Linked DNA regions of Homo sapiens: region 2 is linked to region 1. The links are chromatin contacts, found by POLR2A ChIA-PET in ENCODE. All regions are on one chromosome and are shown on one strand. Each heading gives the region's core, a stretch centred on a gene start or an enhancer-like site at or near the end of the contact. The rest is flanking DNA. Distances are from core to core; before and after follow the strand shown.

What was found. ChIA-PET counts read pairs that join two places held with the same protein, here RNA polymerase II (POLR2A).
Region 2: POLR2A ChIA-PET joins it to region 1 with 15 read pairs in BJ. The contact joins the enhancer-like site here to the promoter of CNRIP1 in region 1. POLR2A ChIA-PET finds 5 or more read pairs at or near these places in 3 of 52 experiments (BJ, K562 and OCI-LY7).

What each region holds. Positions count from the first base shown.
Region 1 is chr2:68,318,607-68,321,266 of GRCh38, reverse strand. CNRIP1 (cannabinoid receptor interacting protein 1) reads left to right here and starts at 1,318. Exons shown (of 3, transcript NM_015463.3): 1 at 1,318-2,045. The coding sequence starts at 1,867.
Region 2 is chr2:68,189,825-68,192,484 of GRCh38, reverse strand. The region is part of intron 2 of PPP3R1 (protein phosphatase 3 regulatory subunit B, alpha); the gene reads left to right. Among named protein-coding and RNA genes, the nearest start is that of PNO1, 33 kb to the right of the region's middle. Within about 2 kb of position 1,329, at least 4 of the 41 ENCODE cell types and tissues checked have a DNase peak (open chromatin) inside an H3K27ac peak, as active enhancers do.

The DNA.
Region 1 (2,660 bases), core at 69-2,568:
CCACTACTCATAAACCATAATAACCAACATTAAGTTTACTGTGTAACTCTCTCATTCTTTTAAAAGAGCTAATACAAACATACACATTTATATTCTTTTTAAATTTTCATTTTTCTAAAACACTAGAGATGCTACTTGCAATTAGATTTCTTTTCATCATTCCAGGTAAATCGCAAGGATCTAATTAATTTTAAAGATGTGAAAGAATTTACATATGGACATGATTAAGACCACAACCGTAAGTCAATTCAACAACGATTTCTGGAGCACCTACTATGTGTCAGGCACTATTTTGGCATGCTGGGGAAACAGCAACAAACAAAACAGACAAAATGCTCGCCCTCAGGCTTTGTTTCCCAGCCATCCCACTTTTATCATTAACAGTTTTTGCCTGTGTGTTTGCCAATGCAACCTATATTTCATTATTTTGATAGTTGTGTAACGTTCTATAGTGTGGGTATATAAGAATTTATTCAGCCATTTATTTATTGGTTAACATTTCATTTAGGTTTTATTTTTATTTTTGCAACCAATGTTGCAATAAACACCCATATTACATATATATTATATGTATAGCTTATTATTTCTTAAAAAAGAGCAGTCTAACTTGGGTAAACAAAAACTGCCAAGGAAACGCATCCCTACCCATTTGTTCTCACTAGCCCACTTCATTTCCCAGGTGTGCTCCCTGGCTCTGGTACTATCCATCTGGGTGGTGCTGAAGCAGGTGCTCTCTCTGCTCCGGGAAGCCATTCCCAGTATAGTCCTCACCCCCTGAGTCTCCCCTCGCTTCCAAAAGTCAGCTGTCTACCGACCTCTGCCACGAAAACTGTCTAATCACGCTTAATATGCAAATCTAAACTCTGCGGTGTCGCATATGGCCCCCTGCCAATAATCCTTTGACCCATCCCACCTCTTGGCCATTTTGTCACCAGAATGCCTTAGGCTCATGTCAGTTGCCTTTTACAGGGTTAATAGCTCACCCTTCAAAATCTGTGTAAATATATGTGATTCATTACATATATTTATGTATGTGTCATTTTTGGGACGAGCATACGTATAATGGAAATGTACACCCACAAGAAGATGTAGCTCCTTGAATATGGTTATTTTCTTCCTCTTGCATCCATTCCTCATCCAGCGTGGCTCCATCACGTGGAATTGCGCCTTTCCTCGGCCATTTCCCCTAAGCTTTGGAAAGACTCATATTTCCTGAAATTTAAATCACCGGCTAGCGGTTTCCTGTCCCCCCTTCCCGCCTCCCTTTACCCCCCCTCAGCCTCCTCCCGCCTGGCTGGCGCCGGATCCGCGAGCAGCAGTGTCCACCTCACGTAGCTGGCCGAGGCGGTATCCAGATTCCGGGGGTCTCGCTCCTTGGCATAGTGGTCGCTTAACTCCAGCGCCTTCCCAGTGCCTCCCAAACCTCTCCTCCTCCTGCCCGGGGCTGTTCTAGGAGGAGCCTAAATGTCCGCTTCCCCAGCTGAAGGGGATTGTGGTGCGTAAACAGGATTAACTCCCTCGCCCCCAGCTGCGCGGATCTGCGCGGCGGCCTGCGGGCCAGAGCGAGCCTTCGGGTGCGTGGAGGGCGCAGCACTGGAGCGGGGGATGGGGAAGCGCGCGGCCTTGGAGCCGTCTCTTGGGCCCGCTTCCTCGCCGAGTGGGGAGGGGGGCCACAGCCTAAGGAGCTGCTCCTCAAAAGCCCGGGCGGACGGCGGCGACGGCGCGGGTTCCTAGCGGCAGCCTCAGCTCCACCACCTCCCTCACCCTCCCCGCGCTTCCTCTCCGCCCCTCGCGCTCCAGCCACTCGGCCGCAGCCGGCGCTGTCCTCCGCCCCCCGGAGCCGCCGCGCCAGACCCTCGCCCAGACATGGGGGACCTGCCGGGCCTCGTGCGCCTCTCCATCGCGCTGCGCATCCAGCCTAATGACGGCCCGGTCTTTTACAAGGTGGACGGGCAGCGCTTCGGCCAGAACCGCACCATCAAGCTGCTCACCGGCTCCTCCTACAAGGTTGAGGTGAAGATTAAACCCAGCACGCTGCAGGTCGAGTGAGTGCGGGGCGCCTGGTGGCAGCAGGGTCCCCCATGGGGTACAGGCAGAGGACTGAGGCCCCCAGGACAGCCCGAGCCTCTCAAGGGCCTCTGGCCTCGCGCCGCTCCCAGCGGGCCCGGGGGTTGGAGGAAGAGGTCACTCCCTGTCCGCCTTCGTCCCCTTCCTTCCCTTTGGCTTGTATTCCTCCATTCTCGCTTCCCTCCACCCATCGCAGTGACCTCAGTGGGTTCTTTAAAATCAGTGACAAGAAGCCAGGGTTTTTGCTTGTCTGTTTCTTATAAATTTCTCCTGCCTTCTGTCCAGCCTTGGGCGCGGAACCGCAGGCGGTCGGGGTGGAGCAGATGGGAGAGGTCCGCAGGGTTCAGCCACCGCAATCCCAGCCCTCCTGCGCGCGGTCCAGGCGGCCCACAGGGTCTGCCCGCAAGGCTGAAGGAGGGAGAAAGGAGGAATGAGGTGGAAAGGCAGGGGAGGGGTGATTACTGGGGCTCCCTGAGGGATGCTCCCCACTCCCTTCGCCATTCAGTGGCTGGGACCCTGGGGTGGAGCAGCAGACACTAGTAAGAGAGCGGCCGCCCCTTCTCTGGCCTAGTTTCACGGTTTTCCATGCCGTA
Region 2 (2,660 bases), core at 80-2,579, 130 kb after region 1:
ATAAATTGACTAATAAATAGTTTGCATAAATATTATCATACTACATTTCTGCTTTTCCTCTTCCCATTAATCATACAGCCTAGAAGAAATGATCCTGATTTGTCCACTTAAAGTTTGTGGAGACATTATCTTTTCTTATCTACTCACAATAGATCACCTTTGTGATCTGTTATGTTTAAATTCCCTGTCACCTTTCCTAGTCTATGGTTGTAAACTAAGGCAAAACTCAAGATTGGAAGAAGAAAATAATTAACTAATCCTTGGTATATGTGTAAAAAATTAAGGCAAGCGTGGAGAGGGTAGCTCTTCAGCAAAATCTATGAACTTTGAGACACTGTTCTGAATGGTTTGCTGATTGGTACCTGGTTAGCTAGTAGTTTTAAATACTGATGGAATTTTAATCAATAAGTTTTACATTTGAAATACTTATTAATACTTAAAACATTATTAAAACCATAATTAAGCACCTGTTATATGTGATGCTCAGAGCACCAATGAAAAAGTCATGGACTCTGCCCTGAGGTGGAGTAGACATATAAATAAATAAGCGAAAAGCATTTGTAGGACTTTCATTATATTTTTTCTCTTTCAAGAGTAAGGGTGTGTCATTTTATAGATAGAAAATGGGGAAATAAGGTTTATTTGAACAGTTTGCAGTTATGTCACATATTCCATTAAAGAAGGAATACTCTTTAATAGAGGGATAAAATGCTTGTGTAGTTGATGTGCTTATGAAGTGCTTATATGATCTTTTTTATCAGATTATTTATATACATTAATGTGCTACATAATAATTTTTGGTCAGTGGCTGACCACATATACACAGTGGTTCCGTAAGATTATAATGGAGCTGAAAATACATGTACAGTCATGTGTCACTTAACAACGAGTTGCATTGAGTAATGCATCATTAGTGTAGCCTAAGTGTACAGAGTTTATAAAGTCTACAGTAATATCCTAGGCCCTTACATTAACTCACCAGTCACTCACTGGCTCACCCAGAGCAGCTTCTGTCCCACAAGCTCCTTTCATGGTAAATGCCCTATACAGGTGTACCATTTAAGTAAAATTTTCATACTATACTTTTACTGTACCTTTTGAATGTTTAGATATGTTCAGATACACAGATATTTAGCATTGTGTTACAATTGCCTACAGTATTCAGTACAGTAAGATGCTGTACAGATTTTGTAGCCTAGGAGCAATAGGCTGGACCATATAGCCTGGGTGTGTAGTAGGCTGTCCCACATAGGTTTGTGTAAGTACACTCTGATGTTCATACAATGATGAAATCTAATGATGTGTTTCTCAGTGTAACCCCATCGTTAAGTGACTCATGACTGACTGTATGTGTATTTTGGTGTTTGCAGCAGTATTTACATAAATTTTTCATCACAGCATTTCTGATACATGTGTTCTAGAAAACCTCAGATGCCATGAAATCACATCTGGGAAAAATATGGATAGAGTAGACCATTCAAATTATGCAGCTTTGTTTGTAACAGAGTATTAACATAAACAGTAATGATCTTAAAAATGCAAGTACAAATTAACTGTACAAATGAAACACCATAGCCCATCACTTATGAGCCTTAAACGGGGACTTGTGCTTCTTTTAAGGTATGGTGCAGGTTGAAGTTATTTGCTTTAGTAGAAACTACTTTTCTAAAATTCAGTAGTGAGCCAATGTATGCCTACCTTTATTAATAGTTGTGGGGGTGAGGGGGAGCATAAAAACAAAAGAAATTGTCTTCACAACTTCATCTGTGTCCTTAGTTTTCACCAGACAACATAACAATTTTAGAAAGACTTGAGGTTCTTAAAGCCCCTAAACTTGTTTTCTCTAAAGGAAAGCACCTCTTCACTATTGTTTTCTTAAGGTCTTCATATATTGAGGGGTTTTTTTTGTTTGTTTTTTGAGACGGAGTTTCCCTTTTGTCGCCCAGGCTAGAGTTCAATGGCGCGATCTCAGCTCACTGCAACCTCCGCCTCCCAGGTTCAGGCGCTTCTCCTGCCTCAGCCTCCCAAGTACCTGGGATTACAGGCGCCCTGCCATCACTCCCGGCTAATTTTTGTATTTTTAGTGGAGACGAGGTTTCACCACGTTGGCCAGGCTGGTCTGAAACTCCTGACCTCAGGTGATCCACCCGCCTTGGCCTCCTGAAGTGCTAGGATTACAGGCGTGAGCCACTGCACCCGGCCTTTTTTTTTTTTTTTTTTTTTTTTTTTAAGAGAAACTTGCCCTGATCCTTTACTGTGAAAAATCCCTGTGAACCAGTGAAATTTCCATGATTACTGACAATACTACTCTCCTTCCTCTTTACGAATTACGTGTGAACTAATTCATATTAGAACACCATCTTGTAGCTGTAGTTTTTACTTTGATAGTATATAGTTCTATTTTAATATAATTTATATTTAAAATATATGCTTTAATTTTTAAGTTCTTACAGTGAGGATGCCATATATTTAAGCTGTCAAAACAGCTTGTATTTGTACTCTTTTCTAGTGTTGTGGGCCATAATACATATATACTCATGGGCAGTATAACATTTGCCTTCTTAATTTTCTTTTTAAAAGTTGTTGTATTTAATTTATTTTTATTTTTAATTTTTTGAGATGGAGTCTCACTCTGTCACTCAGGCTGGAAAGCAGTGGCG